3 separate regions of the Homo sapiens genome follow, and all the other regions are linked to region 1. The links are chromatin loops, found by intact Hi-C in ENCODE. Cell type or tissue: PC-3. All regions are shown on one strand. Links, peaks and the distances in the headings refer to the core of each region. The heading gives the core; the rest is flanking DNA.

Region 1 (10,599 bases), core at 1,550-9,549:
CGTTGAATTTGGTTCATTAGTATTTGTTAAATTTGTTGAAATTTTTTGCATCTGTATTCTTCAGGGATACTGTGTTTCATTTTGAGTATGACTTAGATCAAGTTTCTCCTCCTCCTTTTCCCAACTGTGGATGTCCAGTTGCTCCAGTAATATTTTGTTAAAAACTATTGAATTGGTTTTGCACCTTTGTCAAAAATCAATTGAGACTATTTGTATGGCTCCCATCTTTTGTTACCCCTGGCAACACCTCCTCTATCCACATCTCCAAAACTAGCAAAAGAGAATAAGGCAACAGAAGATGTTATGGCTTTATGCCTTTTATAAATAAAACTATAGAAATAATAATAGCTAACACATATGGAGTTTTTGCTATGTACCGTAAACTTTATGCACCTTATTTTACTTAGTCCTTAAAACATTCTATAATGCACATACTATTATTACCATTTGGCACATGAGAAAACTAATTCAGAGAGATTAAGTACCTTGCTCATTGATAGGGGGAATCTGATAATCAAACCCAGGTCTTGATCCTTAGGCCTGTAAACCAAAAATAAAATTCCAGTGCCCCCTTCAACCATCTGAATGTATCCCTCCTCAGCCAGGGCACCCTAAAATTTAACCTGAAATACAGGTTCAGGCCATGACAGTAGTAGGGGTTGGACATGCCTCATTATACCCCTCCAGCATTAACATCAACACAGACCTTAAGTCTGATAAGAAACAGTTACAGTCTATTCTCTCTAACCTAGGTCTCCACAACTCCTTATCATAACCCAGACATTCCTTTCTATTGATAACTTTTTCAACCAATTGCCAATCAGAATATATTTAAATCTACCTGTGACCTGGAAGCCCCCCATTCCCCCCATCCCACCCTCTGCCCCCCACCACTTCGAGTTGTCCTGCCCTTCCAGATCAAACCAATGTCAATCTTGCATGTATTGATTGATGTATTATGTCTCCCTAAAATGTATAAAAGCAAGCTGTTCCCTGACCACCTTCAGCACATGCCATCAGGACCTCCTGAAGCTGTGTCACAGGTGCATCCTTAACCTTGGCAAAGGATCTTTCTAAATTGATTGAGACTTGTCTCAGATGCTTTTTGATTTACAGGCCCATCTTAAACACTAGGCTTCTCCTCCTGTCAGTACCAGTTCTTTATGTGCCAGACCATCCAACCACCCTGGGTAAAAACTAGTGCTCTAATCTACAATCATTATAATGGCAGCAACATAGGACTGGTTTCTGTTCTGAACATGAAGGCAGGTCTGCATTGGTTCACAGCAACTCCTGGTTAATATCAATGGTCTTCTTATTCTTTAGGAAGTTCTAACTGGAGCAACAAATTTCTACATGTCACTTCCACCTGTCCCCACCAGCTACTGCAGTATAAAACATCAGACTGCTCTGAAACAATGCTCCTTTTCCCATTCTATTCTTGGTTATATGATCCCTCTGTGTATATACATGTGCGTATATGTGGAGGACAGAGTGACAAAGGGAAGGCTAGTGAAGGCATCTAAGAACTTGGGCCAGAACCAAAATTTGGAGGAGCAAACACAGGAAGGGAAACAGAGACTATAGTTGGACCGATTTTCTGAAACTTTAATTGACTGGTTTTCTAGCAGGAGAATCGTACCCTGTGGCTCAGACTTCTCTCTTTCACCTGTGTTGATTGGGACCTTCACCCACACATGAACACACAATACCTTGGATGATCTGGAGGACCACGTGGAAGCCTCTCAAAGACCATAGGTATTCCAGGCCACTTTGGCTAAACATTCTTTATCGAAAGCTGCTATGGCCTCCAATGCTGTTGTTATTGCTATGAGGGTTCTAGCACATGGGAAGTGTATGTTAGAAACTTTCTAGTGATTGAGCAGGCCATCTGATTAGCTGTGACGCTTTTAGTATTTCTGAATTTGTTGTGAGCCAATGCTTCATAAATATCACAAAGATGAATTTGTATTATGATAGGGAGCATTTTAGTTGATGATCAGACCTTGAAATTTACGTTTCCATATTATCTCCTATTTAACTACTTGCCTTCCATTTCTTAGTCATTGAGCTTTGGAGAGACAGTATTATACTTTGAGCTGGTTGGAGGCAGGAAGCAAAAAAAATAGTCACGGTAGAAAGGTAGTAGTTAATTAACAACAAGTGTTTTGGAAAATATTTTACTCAAATTCAAAAGGAACTCAGCTGCATAAATCCATGAGTAATATAAAAATTATGATGGTATTCTGCACTTGTGAAAATCATTTCTCTTAGTGATATTTGGAAAACATCCTGATGTGCAAACTCTAAACCCCAAACTTCTACCCTGAGGATTCAGAAGCTTTTTCCAGAATTCATGAATTTTATGATGTCTGAAAATTTCTATACATATGTCCATGGAAAAGCAAAATTTTAAGCAAAGAAAACATTTGATCTCTTGCAGAGGAGGGGATATAACCTTGAGCTTTGAGTAAGGGTTGTATGGGTAGTCATAGAGGTATTGAGTACAATATTGGTCATTATATTAAAGATGGTAGTCATTTGAAGGCTATCATCACAAGTAGTCACTTCCCCCTTGGAATACCTGGGCTATAGAGCTTTAAGCACTGTTTAAACTCTGAATGATCATGAGTCCTTTGAGTCTCACAATCCACGCAGTCCACAGACTTCAGTTTCCTTTCCTATCTAACAGGTTCTTTCCTCCTCATTGAAAAAAATTGAGCAAGTGAAAGGCCACACGTGTTCTAACTCATTTTTGTATATTAAAAAGCAAGACAGAGAAGTCATCTTTTACCTCCTGAAAAAGAAAATGCTCTTTTCTCTTTGGACCTTGTCTCTAGGAAAAGTCCATCCTCCCTACCTACGAATGTAGGTATCCCTAGAAGTATCCCTTTGCCCTAGTCATCACCTTACAGAATGTTGAGATGCAGGAAGAGGAATTAACCCTATATGTCTGGAAAACATCAGGAGAGAGAAATCACACAGTAATTTGAACAGAAAAATTTTAATATAAATATTAACTATAACAGGGGATTGGCCAGTAAGAAGTAAAAACAACTACAAAGAATATAGGACTAACAAATATAAGGAGCAGCCCCTACACCTAGAGCTGAACTAGGGCACCCAGGAGAGAACCTTTTCCCCAGGGCTGAGATCCATATCTTGCAGGACAAGGGCACAGTCATGACTCATTAAATAGCAGAGAAATTGCTGTGGTACTACATCAGCAGAACTTGCTGGAATTCTGCCCTGTGGAACTTCTGGGAAATCCACCCTCTATAGTGTCAGGGAAAGCTGGTCACAGAGAGGTATCTCACAATAGGCACCCCACCATGAAACATCCTGAGGGATGGGTACTGGGAGAAGCTGCTGGGCACTGCTGATTATACTACCAGAGCTGCATGCTTGAAAAATTGCACATGCTGCAGGAACCTGGTGCTTGGGGAGCTGTGTGTGCTGTGGGAACTGGGCCCTGGGGAAGCTGAAAGCCTGAACTACAGGAACCTGCCAAGTGAGCACACCTAGCACACCAGCACACAGGACCCACAAAGAAAAGCCCCTTCCTCCTGAAATGTCTCCCTAACGCCCTCTACTGACAAAGCTTAACATTGTGCCAGCTGGCAAAGGAAAAATATATAAAGGGCCCAGAACCATTTTCACAGAGCAGGCAACAAGGGTGAATTTGGAGCTAAGAGGTATTAGATTGATAACTAGCACACCTACATAGCTCAGGTAATAGTCCTCAGGTAATAGTAACTCTCTAATAGTGTTATTGCCTAGCCCTAGCTCGTATTCTGAGTGATCTCTCTTCCTCTTATAATTTGGAGATGAGGGGATAGAAATCAGTTGCTTCTTGCCTCATTGTCTTTTATCACCTCTAACTACATCCTGCTCAACACCAGCCCCAAGAGAAAACAGAAGATGTGATTCCAGCTCAACTCTGCAACCTTTCCTGCTCTGACTACCGAGTCTAAGTTACCTTCAACTCTTTGTCTTCCATCTACCTTCACTGTACCATTTGAGATGGGGACAAACATTTGAAGACTGTCTAAAATATGTCAGATTGCAAAAGAGGTCACAGAGTTTTGTGGTTAAGAGCATGGGCTTTGGGGTCAGGCTTGGATTAGAATTCTCATTCTACCACTTACTGCCTGTATGATCTTGGACAAGTTGCTTAATCACGTTGAACCTTCATCTCTTCAACTGTAATTGGAGATAATCACACCCACAACTCAAGAATGGTATGAGGATTTGGCGTTAGTAATATATCAAACACAAAGCCTGATACCTAGGGCCAAAAGAAAGAAATCTGACTTCAAATCTTGACCCCATCTTTTACTATTTCTGAAGCCTCTGAGCAATTTACTTAAACTTCTGTGGCTCGGTTTGCTCCCCCATAAAATAAGAATATTAGTAATACCTGTCTCATAATGTTGTTGTGAGGATTAAATGCATAGTGCTTATTTTAGTAGTTAACACAGAGGAGGTGTTCAAAAAGTGGAAGCTATATAAAGAGGTATGCCCATTAGGCATTGTGCTATATACTTTACATCTGTTCATTTACTTACTGTCTTATTCCTGTTGTCTTCCCTTCACCCAGCCTCACCTCCCTACTCCAGTGCTTCTGCCTACAAAAGGAATACAAGCAATATTTTTTGACCATCTGACTGCCTGCTGCTCCAGTGAGCAAACCTAGACCACGAGCCAGGCCCTCTTCAGCCCAGGGGCCCTCTTGAGAAAGAGTCAGAGAGCTTAGTTACTCATTCTCACTTATGACAAAAGATCTCTATCCCTTGGAAGAGAACTAATTTCCTTAGTAGTTACACAATTGCTTCTTTGAAGTTGGTCACATACCAAAGGGAGAAAGCCAACTCACAGACCTCTAAATCATCGTAAAATCGAACTCTCATTCTACTTCCAGTCATTAGCAAGAGACCAGGAGGCAAAGGGAAGTGAGACTAAATCTTGTTGAAAAGAGCATGTTTTTCTAATGTCAGCACGATATGCCCCTGGCAGAGTGCAGGCCAAGTAACACATCCAAATTCCTCCTTTATCGGAAAAACTTCAGGTACTTCACAAGCAGCCATTTGTACTCGTATATATGTTTGGCTCATCTATTGCATAAGTGAAATCCCCAGGTAAGACATCTTAACCTTTGTATTTGAAACTGATGCAACTTAGCAGGAAGCAGCAGTATGCGTGAAAATTGAAGAAGCCTGTAACTGTCTGGTCAGTCTCTTCCACTGGGCATGCATATCAGGGTGATACTGTGTATCCCCAGCCATTACTTTCACTGTGGATTCCATTGTCATCAATCCTACCCATGGAGCCTCTGCTTTACAAGGAAATCTCATAAGGGAAAGGGCTTTGCTTTGTTGGAGAGCTCTTTATATTGCACTTGAAGAGAGGTAAAGGAGTTGTTCCTGGGATGTTTCCTTGGAACTCGCAAATAAAGACTTGTGGGTTCTGCCTCTGAGCTACTATGTAACATGCCATCTGAAACTGTTTGTTCATGTGTATTCCAAGTTCTTTTGTTTGTCTAGCGTCCAACCTGAGAGATACTCCAGACAGTAAGGTATATACGATGTTCCTGGTCTTTTCTTTTAAACATATATTTGTGTGAATTCCTACTTTGTCAAATGATGTTATCACTAAGCAAGAATCTAGGATTTGACTTCCCAGCACTAGGGTATGATGAACACTTCATGCTCAATGTTGTTGCTTAGACATTCCATCTAGACAGAAATTATTATTCCAGTTCACCCCTTTACCCAGCCTGTGCCTAAGGAGCTTTGCAACTGGTGTCTACTCACAATAAGCTACTGTTGCTGTAGCTATCACCTCTAGAGATGCAGGAATTACTCACCTTGGCAGTTTCCCATATGTCCTATCCAGCTTCCTGAGAAATTTCACTAGTAATCCTGCAAACAAAACTTAACACTAGATGGCAAAGACAGCCTTACGTGAACCAAGGTCTTGGAACTCAGTCAGTCTCCCAGCAGATAAGTATTTGCTATTGATTGTAACACAGCCCCATTGAATAGACATGTGCAGGTGTGGAAAGAGAACAAGATAACTACATGCAGCCAGCCCATGCATGTTGAGGTGGGGTAGGTCTGTCACCCAGGGACCCGGATATGGGACTAGAATAAAAAAATGATTGTTAAAGGGCACAAAAACATGGCACTTTTATTTCTGTTGCTTCTAATGGTTTGAAGGGAGAGCTCCATGTTATCCTGCCTCTGCCATTTTACAAAATTTTTTGCTTTCTTCACTCAAGCAGAAGACAGCAAGGAGAGCTGCTCATTCTACTTCTCAGCTATCCATGCTCGACTCAATTATTGCAAGGACTGGAAAAGCAATAGATAGTGGGACCTGTTTTTAGGCTCAAAAATGACTGGGAAGCAATTTTAAATAATAGTTTCTTTAAAGAAAAAAAACATGTTTAACAGATTAAAAAGTGATTAGAAGTTCATATCCCTGGGAAGACAGAATAAGGGGAGTATGTTAATATTTCTATAGGAAAGGTTTTTGCATTCGGGTTAGTATAAGAGATAACTTGGATCACAAAGATTTCCTTGAACCCTGAGGCAGATTTTTTAAGGAGACTGCAGCTATGGGTAGGAGGATCTGCTTACTTTTGCTGCCTGTTCTGGTGAAAAGTAGGTCTCTTCAGGCTGATAGTCAGCCAATATGCACTGGACAGTCATACCAGTTTAAAGATACTGAAAAACTTCTGTACCAGTTGGTAAATAAGCACTGTCAGGAGCCCTCTAAGTGATCACCTGTCACCCAGGCCACCCTGATCCCTCTAGTATCACCTAGACTTCCCCACAGTGTAATAGTCATGGATTGACCCCTGGCTAAGACATCTTAACCCAGGTAACACATCTTAACCTTTGTGTTTGAAACTGATGCAACTTAGCAGGAGGCAGAAGTAGGCATGAAAATGGAGAAGCCTGTAACTGTCTAGTCAGTCTCTTCCAATAGCTTGGAGGCAGAACCCACCACAAGTCTTTATTTGCAAGTTCCAAGGAAATACCCCAGAAACAACTCCTTTACCTCTCTTCAACTGCAATATAAAGAGCTCTCTAACAAAGCAAAGTCCTTTCCCTTGTGAGATTTCCTTGCAAAGCACAGGCTCCATGGGTAGGATTGATGCCTGTGGAATCCACAGTGAAAATAGTGGCTGGAGATTCACAGCATCGCTCCGACATACATGCCCACATGGCACAGCAAGAGGGTCTCCCAGGCTCTGCTCCAGTACTAAGGTTTTGCATACAGTTCTGTTTGGTTGCCCATGCCATGCTGGTGTTTGAATATTTTGAACATCATTCCTGATTCCCCGATATTATCTCTATGACTTAAGGCCATTTTTATAGGCAGAATCAACCAGCTCACCAGAGGATCCCTAGTAGATTTTATTGCTCTCATATAGGCTGAGTTCAGTTGGCAAAAGAAAAAAATTAGTATGGAAGACATTAGCAAGATTAACTTGAGGACAATTTTTATAAAAGTTAAGGAAAGCCTTTCCACTTTAAAAAATACCAACAAATAGTGTGAACTGCAATTATTGTCAGGTGTTACAATACTGTCAGCAGATTGAAGAAGACAAAAACTGATAGAGTTATGTTGGCTATTTGTACATTCACTATGCCATATCCTGCGGGGGGACGGGTAATTTGACAGTATATTAGGCGTCATCCCTGCCATCAAAGTTTTTATTGATACATCTCAGCAGGGAAAATAGCAAGGGTGCCCGGTTAGCTATTAATACAAGGTAAAATGCTAATAGGCATTTAGAGAGTCACATTAGTGCTACGTATCTCTTAGAGAGGTACAGAGTCAGAATACTTTCTATGGTACAAGAGAACATCCGGAGTGGAAAATGTTCAGTTCCTGGGAAACAAAATGGGGAGGGGTCCCTTAGACAAAACCAGATTATCCTTGTGATGTTAAATTAGTACTGATTCTGCAATGAAGAGTAATATTTAATGCTACAAACCCTGACTTAAAGAAAAACGTACTGAAAACAGAATGATGCAGAACAGATCATTGCTGGATTCCTTCTGCTCCTTTGATGGAAATAAATTGGATAATTTTGATTCCTTTATCATCCTTTATGAATTATATTTCCTAGTAGAATGCAAATATCATTGGTAAAGAAAGAAAAGCAGAGATGAATCATCATAATGAATGTTCAAATAAAGAACATCAGATTCAGAAAGCTACATTACTATATTGCCTAAATAAAACCAACCAGGATTTCCCACTGCAAACAGTCTTAGGCTTTTGTGTATAACATGCTTGTTTAAGTGCAGTGACTGGAACACTGATTCCCCCTGGGTAGTGCTGTAGTTGGTAGTACTGTCGCAAAGGCTTTCTGGAAACCCAACAAAGTTCTTCTGTTGAGGTTCTCTTAGCCACTTCGAGTAAAATGCATCCCTCCTGATTCATTGGTATCCATTAGCTTTCTTTGTTTCTGAATAACAATGTCCTGCCCCAGACTTCCTACCACCAACTGGAATGGGAAGGGTAATGCAGAAGGATGGCATGTCTTGTACCATACCCAACCCACTCACCCTCCATCCTCACCTTGGGATCTCTGGCACTTGCCAAGTGACTTCGCTGTATGGGAAGCTCATAGGGATTGAAGTTGCACCTGTGGGTGTAAGGAAGGGTCTCTCTAGTTGTCAGACAGCAGATTCAGCTTACTCTTTTGCCTCATTCACTGAATCAGTTCTCATTGAGTACCTACTACATACCAAGTGTAGCCCCTTATCTTTATTCCTAGAAGTCTATCTGCCTTTCCTTTCCCCACGTGGTTTGGCGAATTCACTGGTAATTCCAGATATGCATCAACCTCAATTCTCTCCTCTGATGAGCTTAGGTGGAATTTAATAATCCCCGCTAAATTGTCCTGTGACTCTGTCATATGAATAAAGGCTATGGACTCTAGGTTAGATTGTAAGCATCAAATTAATTTTACTGCAAAGGTCAGGCTGCTCTCCTGGCATTCTGTTGTGCTTGAAGGTTAGTAACTACATGCTTAACCAAAACCTTCCTTTCTGAGCTGTATTCAAGACAGATTTCAAGATACAGCCAGATTGAAAACCAGATATTTAGAGATAAAAGGTTGCGTACTCTGACCTCCAGGAAATAGCAAGCAGCTGCAGACATTCCATGTGTATATACAATACATCACCATTTCTAGGAGATGATGGGCATTAAGCTTAGCACCTCTTGCTCCCAAAGCAAATGTCTGCTCATCTTTTCTACCAAGCTGCTCATGTCAGAATAAAGAAATATTTCTTCCCAAATGACTTCTAAGCTTGCTTCTCTGAGAAATGCTGCCCCTGGGGAAGCAAGGCCTATCACCGAAGTTTGGCTGAAAAAAGACATATTCATATTCAGATAATGGCAGACACCTCCATCCTGGTTCCCTTTAACCTTCATCTGTCTTCCTAATTTACCACAGGCTCTCTCGTTCCAGCTCACCCCCTTTGACCAACCCTGTTGTGAGTTCATGCGCTCCTGATGTATGTGTCTGATATACTTATCAGTTCAAGTTCTACAAGTAACAGTCATGTAATAATGTGCCATTTATACTCCTGGAAAAATCCAAAGATGGACTCTTACACTATAAAGTCGCATCTAGATTATTATTAGGGTTAAAATTCCTTGAATCTATAGGGGCTGGGATCACAAACAGACTTCTTATAGCATGATAGTTCCTTTAGGCATAATTGTTGTCTTTTTCAAATGTCTGAAAAAGAGATAGCAATTGCCAATTTTCTGTTCCAGAGAATAGGTCCTATAGAAAGAAATGCAATCAGCTTGCAATTCTGAATTTTATTATTCACAATGGGAAATTTACAAGTACGTCACCAGAAGCTCTGTAGGCTGTTGCTCATTACAAAGATCAGTTTCACCTGTGACAGTAACAGTGCTGCCCCACTGTGTCCAGGACAGTGTGTGTGTGCAGTGGTAGAGTTCTCTAAAGCCATCCACACCCTCTGCCCGAGTCTCCTATAGCCAGTAATGTTTGCAAGACAAGGCAAAGTGAGGTCTGTAACCTGTGGCTGTGGAGCAGAGGAGAATGGGAAGTGAAGTTGTCTCAAGAAGGCATCATCTGGGACACTGTGAACCCTAGCAAAGATGCTAAAATGATCCAAAATGCTTTTTGAAGGAAAGTTCAAGCCCTCCCTGCAGATATACTATGAGTGGAATAACACTCCATCTGGACAGGCACACAAGTCAAATGCCTTAATTTCTGAAACAGAATGACAGCTTGACCACTTTGTATGTCTTAATAGCTAAAATATGTGACTCGCTCTCTTCAGCCCACAACACAGATTATCTGCCTTCTGTGTGCTCACTAGAGCACTCAATCTTAAATCAGTTGCCCTCTAGTTCTTAGATGTATATAGGGACATGCCAACCAAGAGTACTTGCCTGAAAAGCACTGTACCCAGGGAAGCAGGCCCTGTCGGTGGAGTTTGGTTCAAAAATGACACGATCGTATTCAGATAATGGCAGACACCTCCCTCCTGGTTCCCTTTAACGACATCTGTCCTTCTGATTTACCTCAGTTTCCTC
Region 2 (10,599 bases), core at 1,417-9,416, 330 kb after region 1:
ATTTATTTTTTTTTTTTGAGACAGAGTCTCACTCTGTCACGCAGACTGTAGTGCAGTAGTGCAATCTTGGCTCACTGCAACCTCCGCCTCCCAGGTTCAAGCAATTCTCCTGCCTCAGCCTCCCAAGTAGCTGGGACTACAGGCGTGTGCCACCACAGGAAGACAGCGAGGAAGCCATGTGAGTGTCTGGTAAAACAGTATTGTTCTGAGACACTCTTTTGAGTGTATTTCAGAAACAGAAAGGAGGCCAGTGTGGCTGGAGAGGAGTAGGCAAGGGGGAGAATGATAGATTTTTGTTTATTTGAGAAAATCTTACTTAGTACCTACCATGTACCTGACACTGTTCTAGGTACTTTACATGTATAAATTCATTTACTTCTTGCAACAACCCTATGAGGCAGATATTATTATCCTCACTTGGTAAATGAGAAAAGAGAGGCACAGAGAGGTTAGGTTGCTTGCCCTAGGTCACACAGCTGGTAAATGGTAGAACCAGGATTTGAATCCAGGTCATATAGCTCCAAAGTCTGCACTCTTAACCCCTATACACAGGATAAGTTGAGGTAAAGAGAACAGATCAAACATGGCCATGCTGGGTACTGGCTTTGGAATTTACTCAGTGTGAGGTAGGGAGTCACCAAAGAACTTTGATCTGATGTACATTTTAGTAGGTTCACCTTAGCTGCTGTGTTGATAACAGACCAGGGAGGGGGCAGGGGGTGCCTACAGTAGAAGCAGGAAGACCAGTTTGGAAGCTCTACAATAAATCAGACGACGGATGATGGTGATTTGTCTCCAGGTGACAGCAAAGAAGATGGTGTTCCATGCTGGTATTGTTCCAAACTAAAAAAAAAATGTATTTTAAATAAAAATAAATAAGAACACACATGACACCAACATAAAGGCACATCCTTTGTTTGTCAGTGCCCAGACACTGGCCTAGATGCTGGGGATACTACAGTGAATAAGACCACATGACCCAGTACCTGCCCTTGAGCAGCTCACGGTGTTACAAGATAGTTACAGATATAAATAAGTACTTTGTATTCAAGGTGATGAATGTCATATTGAATGTATGAGTGAAATGCCTTTAGAACCAGCTGAGGGATAATTAATTCTGGTGCTGGGGGTCAGAGGAAGCTGGGGGTGGAAAGTAGATTGTCAGGGAAAGTCACATAGAGTCAGGTGACTGTTGAGCTTGGCCTTGAAGGCAGTCACATGTAGATGGAAGACGCAGGATGGGTACCACACAGAAACAGCATTTCAAGCAGTGGAACCACCAGAGGCAAAAGCATCAAAGTGTGAAAAGCATATGATGTGACCAGGGGATGGGATGGGGCAGAGTGGTAATGGCTGAAGATAAGGATGGAAGAGTTCTGGCCATTTTGTTAAGGGCCTTGTAGATGAAGCCAAGAAGTTCTGATTCTAGCTAGTAGGCAATGAGAAGTGATCATATAGCTTAATCATTCAGTCATTCAACCAGTCAACCAGCTGACCACTTTTGTTGAGGACTTGCTATAGGCAGACACTGCTTTAGGTGCTGAGAATATAAAGGTGAACATGCTCACCCTATAAGGAAAACATATGTGGGGACAAAAACATAATCCGAGCATGTTTCTTTGAGCCTGGGAGTGACGTGGTCAATTTTCTCTTTGATCACTTTGGAACCAGTGTGGGGGATGGATTGAAGGCATGCAAGTCTTGATGCTGGGAGATCAGTTAGGATACCAGTTGGCTGTGATGAGCAGGAGCAAACAAAGTCAACAGATTTCATAGCCACAACATGCTGATTCAAGTAGATGTGGGTAGTGAGGAAACATCTAAGGATGATGCTTAGGTTTCCAGCTTGAGACACTAATTGGGTGTGACACACTTTGCTAAGGTAAAACAGGCAAGAAGACTGGTTTGGAAGAAAACTAATGAATTCAATTGGTAAATCAGTTAAAAATACTGGAGGAGTCAATAAAGGAGACTGAGAAGGAGGATGACAGAGGAAGATGAAAAAGCGGGAGAACGTGTATTCTAAAAGAAAAGGGGAGGGGCCCAGTTGTTCACATCTGTAATCCCAACACTTTTAGAGGCCAAGGTGGGAGGATTGCTTGAGGTTAGGCATTCGGGACCAACCTGGGCAACATAATGAGGCCCCCATTTCTACAAAAAATAAAAAAAAAATCCAGGCATGGTGGTGTGAGCCTATAGTCCTAGCTACTTGGGAGGTTGAGGTGGGAGGATCACTTGGGCCCAGGAGGATGAAGCTGCAGAGAGCTGTGATTGTGCCACTGCACACCACCCTGGGTGACAGAGCAAGACCCTGTCTCTAAAAAAAACACAAAATTATATTAAAGTAAAAGGGAGTGAAAGGTGATCATTATTATCAAACACTGCAGAAAAGTTCTCTTGGTAGAAGCACCTTTAATTTTTCAATGTTTTCACCCACTTATTTCAATTGATCCAAAACAACATCACCATCAGGAAAACTGATTTGAGAGGACCCATAAATCTAAACAGCATGCCATCGTGTACTTACCTTCTCCCATGCTGAAGACTTAAGTGTCGGATGGAAGCAAAACACAAGTCTAAAAGAATGGATGTGGGCCATACTTTCCTTGTGTTAAGAAAGCAGATTAAGTGTATGTGTTTATAAAGTCTGTTCCTTAATTGTAGGTTGCCTAGGAATAAGAAAATAAGAAATGATGCATTGTATTAACAGAAGATCTTATCAACTCTTCAGGGATATTGACTTAAGATACATGCATGATCTTTAGGGAGTCTGTGAGGACCCTGAATTTGTGTGTACGATGTGTTTACATGTGAACATGTGCATTTTTTAGAAAATCCATAGCTCCCATAAGATTCTAAAATAGTTCCATAGTTCAAAAACAATAGCTAAGGACAGTTGATTTAGAGCATCTAATGATTACCTATGAATTACCGTCAGATAACTGAGAGCAGTTTGCAAAGCTTAGCAAGCAGGTGTTGTAGTAGAATTCTCGTGAGTTATGTGAGTCAGAGATAGATAAATTGAAAGCACAGTTGCGCTGCCCTGAGCTCCCCCGTGGCTCAGCACAGCTGCTTGCTCCCAGCAATCTGATGCTTACGTAGACTCTTGAGGGATTGGAAAAAGAATCCCAAACTCTTGAGGAGGAGGAGGCCAAGTTGCCTCCAGGGGTGAGTATGACTTCTAAAAGACGCACAACAGATGTCTTTTACCACCTGCCTGTTATTGTTCACCTTTCCTCCACTGCCTAAGCCAATGCAGCGATTTTCCATACCTCAAGCAGCACAACTTTCAGAAGCTGCCAAGATTCTTGATGAGCTGATTAAAAAGCAGAATCTAGTTCCAGGGAAGAAAGGGAGAAAGTAGAGAAAAAAAGTGCTGGAGGAGCATATGACTCTAGTTCTGGTAGAACCCACCTGTAATCACAAATCACATTTACTCTAAATTCATAATGTGAAGTTCCCATTGGCATGCGGGCCTAAAGGGCATGCTGGCTGGACTGAACCAAATGGGACAATCAGACCCGGTGGGAGGAGAAGTAGCACTGGGCAGATCTAACTGGAGCTGAATGTAAAAGTATTTTTCAGGGATAACAGGTACCTACCTAGAGCAAGAGTTCCCAAATGGTCATCACAATTTCACCTAGGTAGGTCAGTCCTCCCAAGCCAATGACTAGTGCCCACTCCCTGTTCTCCAAAAGATTCCTTGCACGGGCAGCTTTTACCCTCCTCTTATTCATTTTCACTGTTCTGAGCCAGAGTTTTCCTGGGGTGCTCTGTTGCCTGAGGTGAAGAAGCCAGTTACCGGGAGTGCTAGATGAAACACTGATCCAGGGTATAGGAGATGGTCTACAAATTAGGGAAAGGAATGAGTGGGCCACAGCTCAAAGAAGCCAGATCACTGAGACATGACAATGTAAAGACCAGAGCACATGAGTGCTCGGGGACAAGCTGACAGACAATGCTAAGCTTCTAGAGAAGAAGCACAGGATGGGTCTGTCTTGGCTCAAATCACAATGATGTTGCATGAAGGCTGGCAGCATTCTACCCTGGAATGGCAGGAGGTGGCATCCTTCTTGAGGGTGGATGCAGGTTTTCAAGGCTATAGGATGATGCCACACAGCTTGCATTCCATCTCTGGTCAGCAACTTACATTCTGGAGAGAACAGGTGGGACACATAGAGCTTGGCAGACCTGAGTTCAAATCCCAGTTCTACCACTTGCTAGGTATAGAAACTTGGGCAATTTAATTAGCTTCAATTAACTTTTTTGTGGTAGCCTTCCCAAGTTATGAAATGGTGATAATATCACCTCTTAGAGATCTTGCAAGGATTGTGATAAGAGGTGAATATTACTAATATTTATAATAATATTATATTCTTTTCACATTCCAAATACTCCCAGCCATTGTTACAAACCCCCTGACCCCTTCTGCAACCCACAAATCTTACCCCCTAGTGAACGAAACCAGTTCTTCCTTAGGAAAAAGGTGGAAATCGCTTTCTGAGAGTTGGAGGGCTGCTATATAAAACTCAGCCTAGCATGACCCCCTGACTGGTGTCTTTCTTGAAGAATACACTTCAAGAAAGATTTGCAATGAAAAAAGCTAGAAACATTAATTGAATATATATTTTCTCCCCTCACCCCACCCCATTCCACAAGCCATGGACATCGGCCAAAAAGGTATGTGTGTTTTTACTCAACTCTATTCTGCAGGGGACGGAAGGATTTCAGCCTACTAGTTGTAACTATATAAATCCTTTTTTTAATGGAGCAAGAAGGTTCTGAGTCCTGAGTGACAAATGAAAATGTCTTCAGGGACCATGCTAGGTCCCTGAAGAGCTACTCTGGCTTGCATGAATCCCAGCTAAGATGCAACAAATTCAGAGCAACCCAGAAGTGCAAAAAGTGTCCTATTTATCCAGCTAAACAGGAGCAGAGCCTTTCCAAGGATTACTTTCTCCCTGCAGAGTGTGCCCTCTGCTGGGCTTCCTGGCCACTGGCATTTTGGCATCTCAGGCCAACAATGCTGCTGTTTCCTGGCTATGTAGGAACACTTGTAGTATTGCAACCAAATGCCTCTTGGGCAGTAACCACCGCCAAGCAGCGATATAACCAGGACCTAGTTTTTGAATTGTCTCCACATACTAACCCTTGAAACCAATGTATTAATTTCCTATTGCCGCTGTAACAAATTACCCCAAACTTTGTGGCTTAAAACAACACAAATCTATTATCTTCCAGTTCTCGAGGTCAGAAGTCTGAAATCAGTTTCACTGGGCTAAAGTCAGAGTGTTGGCAGGGCTGATTCCTTCTGGAGGCTCTAGGACAGGATTCCTTGCCTTGCCTTTTCTGACTTCCAGAGGCCTCTTGAATCCTTGGCATGTGATCCCTTCCTTGCATCACTCCAACCACTGGCATCTGTCATCACATCTCCAAAACTGCCCACTCTGATCTCCTGACTCCCTGTTTTAAGGGCCCTTATAACACTGGGCTCACAGGGATGATATCACTGGGTTCACAGGAAAAATCCAGGATAATCTCTCCATCTCAAGATCCTCAACTTAATCACATCTGCAAACTAGCTTTTGCCAAGTAAGGTCATATATTCATAGGCTCCAGGGATTAGGATATGGACATCTATGCAGGGGGCATTATTCAGCCTACCACACCCAGGCTTCTGCAACATGGAATACCAAAAAGACCATTGGACCAGGCGTAAGGAGAACTGGATTCCAAATCCCAGCTCTGCCACCCCTTTCTAGTTGGGTAACCTTGGGCAGGTCCCTTTATCTCTCCAAGCCTCAGCTTCTTTACTTATGAAATGGAGATGAGATAATAACCCATAGCTCACAACATGTTATTGAATGTATGAAAAGCTCTTTCCTATCATAGTAACTAACATAGAATAGGCACTCCATAAACCTGCTGTGTAGGCAATGTTTGTGTGGGGTGACAGGATGAGTAGTTAGAAGGCTACAGTAATAGTGCAGATGAAAGATAATAAAGTACTGAATGAAAGAGGCAATAGCAGGAATGGAAAGCAGGAGTGATAAGATAAATGGAGAGGTACACATGAGTCCAGATTTATACATTTCCTTGGGCTCAGGGTAAAATGAGCCTCATTTTCCATGATCATTGGACTTTATTTAAAAAGAAAGGCTTCTACTACTTCTCAGCCTAACGACCTTAAAAAAACCCAGAGTATAAAAGTGTCAGCTTGAAGGCCAGTGTGATAGGATGTGCAAAGGCACAGAGACACAAACTGGTAACAAAAGGGGACAAGATGTAATCTCTGTGGTTGACATGAGATGGGATGAACTCTTGGTGGCTGTCCACAGGTCTCACACAAGCTGCTGGCCTGTATGTCGATTTCCAACATCTTCCACTTATAAGTGGTGTAGCCCTTTGGAAATAAGTCACCCTCTCTGTGTGCCTTGATTTCCTAACCTGTAAAATCAAGGCATGAATAGTACCTACCTTACAGAATTGTCGTGAAGGTTAAATGAAACTCCATGTTGTATATTTAGCACAGTACCTGGCACTTAAAGGCCCCATAAATGTTAGCTGGTGTCATCCATTGCTGCAAGAAGACTCAGATGCCCCAGAAGGATAGGGCTATTTCCTCAAAGCGCCTCCCACTCCAAGAAGAGCCTCAAATACTGATTCTCCCACCCTGTCATGTCCTACATTTCTTTCAATCCACATATACCCCTCTCTTTACAGTTGTAGCTCAGGCTAGTAACAGCAATATAAATAAAAGGAAACACACATCCTCTCTGTCTCTGTCTCTGTCTCTCTCTCTCTCTCTCTTTCTCTTTCATGTATGTATGTATGTGTTATTTTAATATATATAATGTGTATACTATATAGTGTACATATGTATCTGTGTATTTTGTATATAACATATATTACATACATAAAATAGTGTATATATGTATGTGTATATATAAATATATACAGTTCTGTGGCACATAATGATGTTTCAGTCAACAATGGACCACGTATATGATGGTGGTCCCATAAGATTATAATACTGTATTCTTACTGTACCTTTTCTGTGTTTAGATATATTTAGATACACAAATACTTTCTGTGTTTAGATATATTTAGATACACAAATATTTAGATACACAATTGTTACCATTGTGTAATAATTACAGTATCCAGTACAGTAACAAGCTATAGGTTTGTAGCCTAGGAGCAATAGGCCATACCATATACCCCAGATGTACAGTAGGCTATACCATCTAGGTTTGTGTAAGTACACTGTGATGTTCACACAATGACGAAATTGCCTAATGATGCATTTCTTAGAACGTATCTCTATCATTAAGAGATATGTGACTATATATATTTGCATGGGTGTGCACTCACACACACATGCACTTTTGTGTTGTTTGGAAAATCCCTTTGCAAAATGGTGCCTGGGTTGGAACAGGGAGAGGTAGTTAAGGGGCATGTTTGTTTCTTTTGAAATTACATAGATACATTCTCGCTGTGAAAATATATGACAAGTTATCCGGCGCGGTGGCTTACGCCTGTAATCCCAGCACTTTGGGAGGCCAAGGCAGGCGGATCATCTGAGGTCAGGAATTTGAGACCAGCCTGGCCAACATGGTGAAACCCCGTCTCTACTAAAAATAGAAAAATTAGCTGGGCGTGGTGGCAGGTGCCTGTAATCCCAGCTACTCAGGAGGCTGAGGCAGGAAAATCTCTTGAACCCGGGAGGCGGAGGTTGCAGTGAGCCAAGATCGTGCCACTGCACTGCAGTCTGGGCGACAGAATGAGACCCTGTCTCAAAATAATAATAATAATAATAAAATATTATATATTATATATATATATGACAAGTAAAAAGTATTCAAAGCAAATCGTGACTCTTCAGCCCCCACCAGTCCCATTCCCTCCTCAAAGTTATTCACTCTTTGTTAATAGTCTCTTTTCTATGCATTCTGTGCATTTACATCCACATATATTTGGGTTCAGGGGTTTTTTTCATAAGTGAGCCAAGACTCTAGAAACTGGTTTCTGATTTGTCAATCAACAACATATCTTGGAAGTCTCTTTATATCAGTACATATAAACCTATATCATTCTTTTCACACTGCTGCATAATATTTTATAGTAATATATGTACCAGTCTAGTCATTCAGGAAGAGGTATTTATTAAATGTCGCTACACCTTTGTCCTTAGGCAAGATGCAGCTAAATCATCACAGGCACATGGCTGATCGAGGCACCATGAGAAATTAGGCCTGGCTTATCCTGGCTACCTTCCTAGAGTTCCTCTCCCAGTAGCCTGGTTCCAATGGCAGACTGTTGAAGGGGGGTTTGGGGGGGAAGAGATCCATGCAGCAGAGAATACCAGCGTGGTAGGTAGAAAAATGTCCCTCAACACAGATGTTCGTGTCTTAATCTTAGGAACCTGTGAATATGTGACTTCACATGGCAAAAGATACTTGCAGATGTGATTAAGTTAAGGATCCTGAAATGGAGGAGTTATCCTGGATTGTCCAGGTGGACCCAATGTCATCACAAGGGTCCTTTAAAAAGGGAAACAGGGGGCCGGGTGTGGTGGCTCATGTCTGTAATCCCAGCGCTTTGGGAGGCCACGGCGGGCGGATCACGAGGTCAGGAGTTCGAGACCAGCCTGACCAACATGGTGAAACCCCGTCTCTACTAAAAATACAAAAAAATTAGCTGGGCGTGGTGGCACATGCCTCTAATCCCAGCTACTCAGGAGGCTGAGGCAGGAGAATCGCTTGAACCCGGGAGGCGGAGGTTGTGATGAGCCAAGATGGCGCCACTGCACTCCAGTCTGGGCGACAGAGTGAGACTTTGTCCCAAAAAAAAAAAAAGGGAAACAGGAAGGTCAGAGAAGAAGACGTGACCATGGAGTGATGTGTCCAGGAGCCTAGGAGTGCAAGCAGCCTCTGAGAGCTGAAAAAGTTGAGGAAATGGACTCTTCCCTAGAGCCTCCCGAAGGAACACAGCTCAGCTAACACCTTGACTTCAGCCCTGTAAGACCCACTTTGGACTTCTGACCTTGATAATTGTAAGATACTACATTCGTGTTAAGTCAGTTTGTGGTAGTTCATTACAGCAGCAAAAGAAAACTAATACAGCTAGACACCTGAGAGTAGGAGAGAGGCAAAGATAAATGTGCATGCAGATCACCTGGAGATCTTGTTAAACTGCAGACTGCATCACTAGGTCTTGAGTAAGGCCTGAGATTCTGCATTTCTTCTTTCTTTCTTTCTTTTTTTTTTTTTTTTTTTTGAGACATAGTATCACTCTATCACCCAGGCTGGAGTGCAGTGGCGCAATCTTGGCTCACCGCAACCTCCACCTCCCAGGTTCAAGCAATTCTCCTGCGTCAGCCTCCCGAGTAGCTGGGATTACAGACACCCATCACCACGCCCAGCTCATTTTCATATTTTTAGTAGAGACTGGGTTTCGCCATGTTGGCCAGGCTGGTCTTGAACTCCTGACCTCAAGTGATCTGCCCGCCTCAGCCTCCCAAAGTGCTGGGATTACAGGCGTAAGCCAGTGTGCCTGGCCGAGCTTCTGCATTTCTAACAAGCTCTCAGGTCATAACAATGCTTCTGATACACACTTTGATTAACAGTGTGTTAATTTGATTAGCAGAGACTAGAAGACACTGGATACCCATGTAACATTTTACACTTTATGAAGCCTTTTCATAACTATCATACCTCATTTTTAAAAATTTATTTTTATTTATTTTTATTATACTTTAAGTTCTGGAATACATGTGCAGAACGTGCACGTTTGTTACATAGGTATACATGTGCCATGGTGATTTGCTGCACCCATCAATCTGTCATCTACATTAGGCATTTCTCCTAATGCTATCCCTTCCCTTGCCCCCCACCCGCCCAACAGGCCCCTGGTGTGTGATGTTCCCCTCCCTGTGCCCATATGTTCTTATCATTTTTCAGCTCCCACTTATGAGTGAGAACATGTGGTGTTTGGTTTTCTGTTCCTATGTTAGTTTGCTGAGAATGATAGTTTCCAACTTCATCCAAGTCCCTGCAAAGGGCATGAACTCATTCTTTTTTATGGCTGCATAGTATTCCATGATGTATATGTGCCACATTTTCTTTATCCAGTCTATCATTGATGGGCATTTGGGTTGGTTCCAAGTCTTTGCTATTGTGAATAGTGCTGCAATAAACATATGTGTGCATGTGTTTTTATAGTAGAATGATTTATAATCCCTTGGGTATATACCCAGTAATGGGATTGCTGGCTCAAATGGTATTTCTGGTTCTAGATCCTTGAGGAATCACCACACTGTCTTCCACAATGGCAGAATTAATTTACACTCCCACCAACAGTGTAAAAGCATTCCTATTTCTCCACATCCTCTCCAGCATCTGTTGTTTCCTGACTTTTTAATGATTGCCATTCTAACTGGCATGAGATGGTATCTCATTGTGGTTTTGATTTGCATTTCTCTAATGACCAGTGATGATGAGCATTTTTTCATATGTTTGTTGGCTGCATAAATGTCTTCTTTTGAGAAGTGTCTGTTCATGTCCTTCACCCACTTTTTGATGGGGTTGTTTTTTTCTT
Region 3 (10,599 bases), core at 1,099-9,098, 190 kb after region 1:
CGCCTTGGCCTGAATGGATAAAGTTAGGAAGTAAAGCACAAACTTTCTGTGCATTCTGTAGAATGTAAGCTTCATGAGGTGAGAGATCATGTCTGTTTTGCTCATCACCACACCTCTAGTGCCTAACATTTTTGCCTGGCATATAGCAGATGTCCAATAAAGGTTTGTTGAATGACTAGATGAATAAGTGTTCAAAACCAAAGGCAAAGTGAGATCTCTGAATGCAGAAATCTATGAGTTGAAATATCAGGGACCATGCTATGTAGAAGGTAAGAGAAGAAGAGAGGAGCACGGCTTAAAGAGACCCACTGAACTGGAAAGTAAAGAGACCTGGGCCTGGCTGGGAGCATGGCTCTCGCCTGTAATCCCAGCACTTTGGGAGCCTGAGCAGGCAGATCACGAGATCAGGAGTTTGAGACCAGCCTGGCCAAAAGGCCAGCCTGGCCAACATGGTGAAACCCCGTCTCTACCAAAAATACAAAAATAAGCCGGGTGTGGTGCCGGGTGCCTGTAATCCCAGCTACTCAAAAGGCTGAGGCAGGAGAATTGCTTGAACCCGGGAGGTGGAGGTTGCAGTGAGCCAAAGATTATGCCACTGCACTCCAGCCTGGGCGACAGAGCGAGACTCCAACTCAAGAAAAAGAAAAAAAAAAACAAAAAAGAGACCTGGGCCTAACTGACGGGATGAGTGTCTTTGGACAGGTACTTTCCTTTCTCTAGAACTCAATGTCCTCATTTGTAAAGTGAGAGGATTAGAATAAATCTATAGTACTCAAACTGTTTACAACAATAACTCATATTATTTAAAGGAAACACAAGACCATGTAAAATAGTTACAAGTGTAAAAATCCATAGAGAAGTCTGAGATGATGTTAACCAAGTGTTAATGAGGGTATTTGGGGAGGATTTTTTAAGTTTCATTATAGTTTTCTCCATTACTTGAATATTTCATAGTGATCATGTATCAGTTTTACAAAAACAAACATCATTGTACTATGTTAAAGTAATGAGCAGACTATGAAAATAAAAGAAATAAGAGAAGTATTACAGTGACCCAATAGGATTAAAAGAGAGACCCTGAGAGTTACAATCTCTCCTGGTAAGATCAAGCCTCCTCTGGACTTGACGCCTCTCTTAAGAACATCAAAGGGCCAGGCGCGGTGGCTCACACCTATAATCCCAGCTCTTAGAGAGGCAGAGGTGGGAAGATAGCTTGAGTCCAGGAGTTTGAGACCTGCCTGGGCAATATAGCGAGACCCCATTCTCCACAAAAAGTAAAAAAAAAAAAAAAAAGGGAGCCCAGTGTTCCACCTGCTCCTAGTGAGAGTGAGACCACAACTCCACCTCACCCCATCATTCCCATTATAGACCACACTGCACTACAGGACACACCAGTCCCAAGGAGAGGCTACATTTAAAACTAACCATCTGTTCCCCAGCCAAGAGATCATCAGGTTTCATCGTGCTCTAAATGCCTATTTACTTCAGTCATCACAAAAGTTCAAACCATCTAGATCATCCATGATCACTCACATGGAAATGAATTCCTGCACCTCCTCATCTCACTCAATCGACCACCCCTTCCCAACCCTCCCAAACCCTTTGACCTTTCTCTCTGCAAAATTCCCTACATTCTCAGCTTCTCCAAAATTTTCCTTGAACTTTTGGGTTTATCAAAAACTCGGCTCCCCTCTGAAGACATTGCTTCCTGTACAGCGCTCTCAAGTGGTGACTATTTTTTTTCTCATACTTTATGTACCACTGGACCCAGAGGTGGAACAGGTGTCCTCTTTGCTCCCCCTTACCACTTCCTGTGTGTAGACCTTCCCCAAACTGCCTGCCCCAGCTTCTTTCAATCACTTTGCTGTAAGACTAAGTTTCAGAGTGTGTTACCTGCTACACCTCCTTGTTGTTATCATCTCCCCTCTTCCTGTTCACTCTCCCTTATTCATTGATGATTTGAGCTTGTGGTTCACTGTCTTTTCACAACTGCCCCTGTCATCTTTCTTGGTGATTTCAATATCTATGTGGAGTCTGCATACATACATGCATGTGTCTGTGCAGACCTACATTCATTGTCTACATTGTGAATAATCCATATAGCACTCTGGTCTCTCAGCTGCTTGACCTCCTCCACTCCAAAGATCTTGTTCTCTCTTTCCATCCTTGGTCACCCACATCCAGGCTTATTTCCTAGATCTCGTCATAAACTACTGCAGGACCTTCAACATCTCAATTTTATTTTTAAAAAATTTCTTTTTAGTCAATGTTCTGCTGAAAAAAATCTCAATTTTAATCACCCCACTCTTTTCTCTCTCTTCCTAATTCCCTCTAATATCTCCACTCTAACAACCCTCCCACTGTTAATCATCTTTTTACCCTCTATCACCCCCTCATATCTTCACTTACATGTTTATTTCACTTAGATTCTACGGTCCGTTATTATCATCACTCCTTGGCATCCATCCTCAGCTCCCCAATTCCCTCTCCCATCATCACACCTACCTAGAAAAACTGGAACAAAGGTTAAGTCCAACTTTTCGTCTTGTCTACATCTGCATCCCAGTAACTGATCCTGGCTGGAGTAAGCTTCGTGTTAAGCTTTATGCCTAAAATCACAAGTGGGCTCTCATTCTCCTTAGAAACCACTCCCAAATTTGAGTCTCTAGCTCTGAACTCCTTCTTGAATTCCAGGCTCATATAACTAACTTCCTACTGAACATTGCCTCTTGAATGACTAACAGGCATCTCAAATTTAATTTGTCCAAAACCAAACCATGATTTTCTCCTAAATCTGCTGTCTTTCTGCATTTACCATCACACTTGTTGCTAACTTCATCCTTTCAGTTCCTCAAGCTGAAACACCTTGGAGTCATCTTTGCTTCTCTTTCTCTTGGGCCAACTCCCATTTCATCAGCAAAGGCTTTTGGGTCTACCTTCCACATATATTCATTACCAGATCACTTCTCACTACCACTATTGCTGCCATCCTGGTTCAAGCTCCCCTTATCTCTTGCCCAGATTACTGAAATAGCTTCCTGCTATGGGTTACAGTCTGTCCCCGCCAAAAATATATGTCGTGATGCTAACCTCCAGTACCTTAGAATGTAATCTTATTTGGAAATAGTGTCATTGCAGATGTAATTAGATAAGTTAAGATGAGGCCATACTGGAGTAGGGTGGGCCCTTAATCCAATATGACTGGTGTCCTTATAAGAAGAGGAGGGAGACACAGAAGGGAGATGGCCATGTGAAGGCAGAGACACACATGGAAAAAGCCATACAATGACAGAAGCAGAGATTGGAGTGCTGCAGCCGAAAGCCAAGGAATGGCAAGGATCAATGGCCACTGACAGAAGCTAGGAAGAGGCAAAGAGGGATTCCACGCAGTCGCAGAGAAACCATGGCCCCAATGACACCTTGGTTTCAGATTTCTAGCTTCCAGATTTTTGAGACAATCAGCTTCTGTTATTTTAAGCCACCTAGTTTGTGGTACTTTGTTAGGGTTTCCTAAGGGAAAATAATATACCTCCCAACTTGTTTCCTTGTTTCTACCCTTGACCACCCACTGTCTAGTTTCAACACAGCAGCTGGAATGATCCTGTTAAACCTCTAAGTCAGCTCATGTCTCTCATCTGTTCAAAACCCTGCAATGGCTCCACATTTCATTCCGAGTAAAAGCCTTACAAAGACCTGTAAGTCCCTATAAAAGCTGGTCCTCTGTTCCTAATCCAGTCCATTCTTCTATTACTCTCCCCCTCACTCACTCTACTTCAGTGACATTGGCCTACTTTTCTGCTCCTCCAGACATGCTTCCATCAGGTCTTTGCACTGTGTTCTCTGTTGTGACAAGTGCAAAGTCTCTGAGGCTTGCCTAGCTTTGAGGGTGACCAGCTTACTTGATTATGCAACTTCACATACAAAGAAGCCCACAGGTCCGAATTGAGGGGTTGGGGGAAGCACAGTGTTGTGAACTATCTATATGAGAAGGCCAAAGTGTTTAATGGCTAAGCAAACAAGACTTGGAGTCCAATAGGTCTAAATTAAGTGATCAAATCACTTACGATTTCTGGGCCTCAGTTCCCTCATCTATAAAATGGGAAAATAACGTTGTGAACCACACTATTAAATCAGATGGAGCATGCAAGGTGCTTGCCACATAGTTAGCACTCAATAGGTATCAGCTATTATTATTATTAATCGATAAAATTTAAAAGAAGTTTAAAACTGAGTACCAAAACACCAAAAGTATTTTGAGGCCTACTAAAAAAATAAACTAGCCTGGCATTTGAATGGACACATTTTCCTGTAGTACAAGTTTGGGCTCAAGAACTTCTTAGGGAAATTCAGATGAAACATTTGTGGAACCCTAGGATTTCACCAAACACAGATAGAACATGACATTTTTCTTTCAGGTGTCTTTCACCTCTGACACTCTCTGTATCCCAACGATGTAGTCATCATAACAACAGGGCAGTGGCACAATCTTGGGTCTGGCAATGGGCTTGCTTCATGGCCAAAGTTCCCCAACAAGTACTACCACCACCAAACACCTTCTCACACAAACCCAGCTCCTGACACTCCCCCCGCTACACCCCAATATGAGGACTGATTTTGCTTTCAAGCAAGGAAACTATCCATTACCTTTTTTTTTTTTTTTTTAGAAAACCATCAAACTTGGCTGGGCACAGTGGCTTATGCCTACAATCCCAGCAATTTGGAAGGTCGAGGTGGGCGGATCACTGAGGTCAGGAGTTCAAGACCAGCCTGGCCAACATGGTGAAACCCTGTGTCTACTAAAAATACAAAAATTAGCTGGGCGTGGTGGTGGGTGCCTGTAATGCCAGCTACTCAGGAGGCTGAGGCGGGAGAATCGCTTGAACTCGGGAGGAGGAGGCAGTGAGCCGAGACCATGCCACTACACTCTAGCCTGGGTGACTGAGGGAGACTCTGTCAAAAAAAGAAGAAGAAGAAGAAAAGAAAACCATCAAACTTAGAAAGAAGCAGATTATTTCTAATTTATAAAAATAAAAACAGGTCTCACAACTCCAAAGAAAGGGTGATATATCTAGGACAGGACCACTGGCAGGGTAATTGTGACAATTCTGCCTCGCAGAAGTGTGAGAAAATTGTAGGAAGAACCTACGGAACATCAAGAGGATTCATGCTACTACATAGGGCAAAAATTTAAAATTAGGTATAAATGAAAAATCCAATATTTTAACAGTCATGATGTAGACAATAGAGTCCACATCTTCTGATTTTAAAAGTAAGCCGATGTAAGATAGATTTAAAAAAAAAAAGACCTGGATAAAATGCTGATATTTTAAAAGATGGATGAAAGCTTTTTTGAAGTTTTTTTTGAGACAAGGTCTCGCTCTGTCACCTAGACTGGAGTGCAGTGGCATGATAACAGTTCACTGCAGCCTCTCAGCTGGGACCACAGGCATGTACCACCAAGCCTGGCTCATTTCTTTTATTTTTTATAGAGACAGGGTCTCGCTATGTTGCCTTGGCTGATCTCGAACTCCTGGGCTCAAGCGATCCTCCTGCCTCAGCCTCCCAAAATGCTGGGATTGAGTACAGGCGTGAGCCGCCGCACCCAGCTGAATTTATTTTAAGGTTTCAAAACATGTTACAGCATTCTCAGAACTTTGTATGGGCTTTGACAGGAGCGCGCCCTCTAGTGATTTCAGCAATGCCTTACACGTGAACAGGCGCCTGCGGCGAGAAGACTAACGTGAGCATTTTTAACATTTCCTCTAAAAGTGAAAAAAGGAAAATGATCTATCTAATTTTAGCTTTAAGAAAATTATCCCCCCTTCAAAATCTTATACCATCAAAATCTGTTTACCTTGAGAATTATCTTTTTTCGACATAAAGAAAATATATCCAGCGTTAATAGTGTCTTTGGGCAATAAACTCATGAGTGATTTACCTTTTTTTTTTAATAATAAACATGCGTAACCTTTAATTTTGAAGTATTTTTATTTTGTAATGTTGCAATCAGATAGAAAACTGGAAGTGATAGCATAATAAGCACCTGTGGACATACAACCCAGGCCTCTGGAATTATACCATTTTGCCATATTTGCTTCAGAGTTTTTAATAATTTTGTATTTTAAAACTTACAGAAAAGTTACAGGTACAATTCAAAGAGTTTTTTTTCTAGTTGCCAATTTGATGTCCCATAGTCCTCAAATACTTTAGTATTTAACGGGCGCTAGGACATTTTCCTACATAACCACAATTCATCCATCAGAGTTTTCAGATTTCACTTAAGTTCTACCAGTTGTTTCAACAACGTCCTATGATAGCTCTAATAACCCATACCAGGCTATCCGCACACATAGTCACCCTCCTCCCATTAGGTGGACTCCAGCACCCCAAGCTAGGTTGTCCTTCCTGCGTGGATGCCTTCCTCACCCCCACTAAGGCTCTGATAAGCCATAGGGGCTCCCCACTTCCCATCCCCATGTAGACCACAACCTTGCTCACCCTGTTCAGGCTCAAAAACCCAGAGCACTTTTCACAGATGCTCTCCTCATCCTGCTTGGGCTCAGACCCCCCTACCCAGGCTTTCCCCTACATAGATGCCTTGCTCACATTGCCCAGGATATAACACACCTGCACCACGCCACCCACATGTGTGGATGCCCTCTCCCAACCCCGCTGCAGCTCTGATTTCTCATCCTGGGCTGCCCACGTACAAGGAGACCCTCCTCACTTTGTTTAGGCTTTGTTCTGGGTCTTCTAAAAACATATGTTGAAATCCTAACCCCAAGTACCTCAGAAGATATCACAGTTTCAAATGGTGTCCTTATAAGAAGATGGCCACATGAAAACAGAGACACACAGGGCCATGTAAAAATAATTCCACACAATGACTAAGGCAGAGATTGAAGTTACGCAGTTGAAAGCCAAAGAATACCAAGGATTGCTGACAAACCCCCAGAAGCTAGAAACGGGCAAGGAAGGACTCCCTCATAGGTTTCAGAAGAAGCATGGCCCTACTTGCCATGGTGAGCAGTGACTATTTGGGGCCAGTGGTACGCAGGTAAGAAGAATTTACCTAGACGGTTGTAGGTAAAGAAAAGCAGATTTATTAAAGGATGAAGACACATAGCAAGAGTGCAATGAATGGGCAAGTTAGCAAGAGAGGAGCTGACTACCAGGAGATGAAGGCTTGCTGGGGATTTTATAGCATGGTGCTTGTGCTGTGTGCTGAAGAGGGCTTTGTGCAGTACTGAAAACCCCAAGGTTGCAGTGAGCCAATCTGCACTTTTCTATTAGCTGAGGGTCTGGTGATAGCTGGACACAGGAAGATTGTGAGTTATTTGCTCAGGAGGGCCGTGTCTCTTGGAGTATGAAGAAAGGCAGACATATAGCTTATCTGCTTTTTCTTTTTGCTTCCTCTTGGTGCTGCCATCCTGACTTTTTTTCCCTAAACAGGATTCCACATTCCCCCTGTGACAGAGCAACAATGACAAATCTTTGGTGTGTGGGTGAAGGTCTCATCTTCCAACTGCTTATTGCTGACCAGGGGCATAGAGTTGGCCCTACCTAGGATTGTTAGTCTGTCAGGAGGTTATGAGGACCTGAGTCCCTGAGTTGGGAATTAAATTGGGCAGGGTGGCTGTGGGACCACGGCTGAACAGCATTTGCAGCCTAAAATTTTGTCCTGCTGTGTCCAAAGGAGTGTTGTAGAGTTCTCTTAGTGGCTGACATCCTTGATGCAGTAACATTTTGGTTTGAAATTTTTATATTCTAGAAGACACAAAATGAGATATATAACATTAACGATACATGCTGTAAATAAACAAACTAATATGAGCATTATTATAGGCAGGGGAAGTGGGGTAACCCGTGGCCCAACCCAACCGTAGGATCTCTAAAACAGTTGTGCAAAAGAGGAATCTTGAGGAACTCCTTTTTGAAGGCCCTCTGTTGTCCTGATGTTTTCTTTTATCTTTTCCAAACTTTCTTCTACTTTACCTGAGGTATTGATGTAAAGCAACAAGTTTCATTTAACAGTGTGCAAGTGCCTCCTGCCTCAGTGGTAAGCACATCCAAAGCACCTTGATCCTGCAAGACAACCCCTGCCAATGAATCTAGGGCCCGTTGTTGGCCCTCAATGGCTGTTACTGTAGCTTCTCAAGATTGTCGGACTAGGATGGTGAGATTATGAATGCTACACTTAAGCATGGGTATACCTGCAAACCAAAAGATTGCACAGGCTACAGAATGTCCTAGACCATTCCTGCCTGCCACGGATTCTCAGTGGTGAGGATGCCAGATGATGGGAGGTTGATTAAGTCACGTTTCTGTTTTTTTCGAATGGCCTTTGTAGGGCCTGATTTCGGAAGGATCCTAAATTTGGAACTTGGCTAGAGGTTATGAAGTCTGAGGAGTTATATATATATGTATATATATATACACATACACACAAATATATTTATATAAATTACATATATATTTATATGCAATCCAGGTATGGCTGCAACTATAGTGCACGTGCCTTTCCACTGAATAAGCAAGGCTAGAAACAGGTTGGGTCCACATGAAAAGAAGAACCCAGTTTCTGTTAAACTCCTGAGGAGGGAGCTCGTAACCAGGCACAGGTGTGGTTAGTTTGGATTCCAGTATAATTTGCATAAATCCAGGGATCCCATGGTCCCCAGGGATCAAACGTGGATGGACAATGACCCAAAAAGTAGTCATTCATGCATAAGGGGGGAAATGTTTGACCTGTTGTGTTATGTGGATGTGGAGCCTGAGAGATAAGATTTGTAAATATAAATGGGATAAGGGAAAATCGAGGAAAAGATGTAGATATGTTGGTGAGGTTAAGAAGTTGTCCAGTTTTGACCCCTATTCCTATATATTCCATCCTGTTAGCTGAACTCTTTATAGGCATAAAGGAATCACTATAAAGGTTGCTGGCCTTAACTTTGTCTTTTCCCCACCATAGAGAAAATCTGTGGGGGCACACAGTGAACTCATCACAGGCATCGTATGGCTCCCATTCCTGGTGTGTTTGACTATAGTTGAGGGTGGAATTTCACTGGGCTTGTGTTAAAGCCCCTAGGAAAGGGCCAGACTACTTGGAGTTTTTAACGCAGAGGCGAGCCTTACAGGCCATTCTCTGGTGCCTTCCCAATCCGTTCAGTTGCAGTGGATGATTGTCACGAGGGATTGGTTGGCCTAGGTCCCCCTCCTAAACCTGTGTTTTTGATGTGCATGTAAATAGTGTGGTCAAATCCAGATCATTGGGCTTGTGTGTTATCTATAGATAGTGGGACTGCTAGGAGTGTAATACCATTCTCAAGTGCCTGCCTGCGTGGGCATATTCAGTAGTCAGTACTGTGTTATGTTGGCAACTTGATATATTACTGGCTAGAGTGGGTGCCTGGGTGAAGCCATTGAGACAATAGTTAGCCATGACAGAATAAAAACAGAGCCACATTTAAGGAAAATAACAATATGTGGGAAACTCAGGGAGACAGGAAAGAAGAAGGGCTGTAAAGAGTATAAGAAAACAAAATGTTAAAAAAAATACCTACTACCTTAGGATATTGATGTTATGGTGTGTGGGTAAATAACATTACCAGGACAAATATAAAGAAATTTCATCTGGGCAGTAGTCTTGGAGATCCCCCTCCAAATAGCAATCATATGCTACCTTCCTTATAAAAGTATTAATATCAAGAGGGCGAAGCTGCTCAAGAGAGGCAGTTGGATCACTACTGAGAGCTTGCAGTAGAATAGAATAAAGAGTCAGCTTTAAGAATAAGGTGTAAGAGAGGTGCTGGACTTATTTCTATCAACTTTAAGGGAGGTTAAAAATTCTAGGTTGTTTGGTTTAATAAAACTTGTTTTACCCTTTTTCTTTTAACTTTAAATGAGTTTCCAGTGTTTACATTCCAGTTAGACCATAAATAATGAGTCTTAGCACCAGCAGCTTAGTAATGGCAGATTTAAAGCAGGCAGAAAAAAAGAGAGGAAGACAGATAGCTTTAGAAGACTTGACTTAACTCTTAGTACAGGTTAACCATTTGAGCTCTGAATTTTTCTTGTAATTTGCCCATCAATTTAAAATGTGCACAAAAATGGGCCATAATATGTAATCAGCTGGGGTTTTTAAGAGAATAACAAAATCAAGGGTTAGGATGTTAGAAACTGCCTTTTCCTTTTGAGGCTGGACATTTGGATTGAACAGAAAAAGAGAAAAAATGAAAGGAATGGAAAGAGAAAGGTTAATCTTTACAGAAGGACTTGTGAGCCTTCCAGCCACTGTATGGTGTGAGGCCAGCACCCCTCCCACCCTTGTTTATTTCCCATCAAGGAGAGCCTTAGCACCCCAGATTTACACAGTGTAGGACAAATTCCTCCCACCTCTGCAAGTCACCAGTTAAGTTGAGCTATTTTCAGCTGGAGCAGAGAGCCCCTTCAGCTTAAAGCCATCAGGGGTTGGGATACTGTCCTGGGGGGCAGGGGAGGCTTTGGTTCTCAGGGCAGTCCTGTTTCTACTGGCCGAGTTTGTGGCAGAGGGGACAAGCCATGCAGGGGTTTTCCCATTTATCCCATTGGGGCACTTTG

The links. A loop is a pair of places that touch in the nucleus more often than their neighbours do. Peaks named below come from ENCODE experiments on the same cell type or tissue, not always from the same donor. Only the 100,000 strongest peaks of a DNase experiment are listed, where the experiment ranks them.
Region 2: a loop joins it to region 1, with 5 times the contacts of the local background. A loop is called at or near these places in 1 of 110 quality-filtered maps.
Region 3: it touches region 1 in a loop (10-fold over the local background); 1 of 110 quality-filtered maps calls a loop at or near these places.

The regions. Positions count from the first base shown.
Region 1 is chrX:130,721,037-130,731,635 of GRCh38, reverse strand. All of the region lies in intron 3 of ENOX2 (ecto-NOX disulfide-thiol exchanger 2), which reads left to right. Among named protein-coding and RNA genes, the nearest start is that of ENOX2-AS1, 76 kb to the left of the region's middle. In PC-3, for the core only: a CTCF peak has its summit at 5,932 (motif pointing right); a DNase peak (open chromatin) is centred at 5,905; H3K27ac peaks cover 890 bases.
Region 2 is chrX:130,388,040-130,398,638 of GRCh38, reverse strand. No RefSeq gene overlaps it. Among named protein-coding and RNA genes, the nearest start is that of GPR119, 7.7 kb to the right of the region's middle. In PC-3, for the core only: CTCF peaks have their summits at 4,790 and 4,992 (motif pointing left); a DNase peak (open chromatin) is centred at 4,988.
Region 3 is chrX:130,534,980-130,545,578 of GRCh38, reverse strand. No RefSeq gene overlaps it. Among named protein-coding and RNA genes, the nearest start is that of RBMX2, 140 kb to the right of the region's middle. In PC-3, for the core only: CTCF peaks have their summits at 5,488 and 5,690 (motif pointing left); no DNase peak of the experiment used is centred there.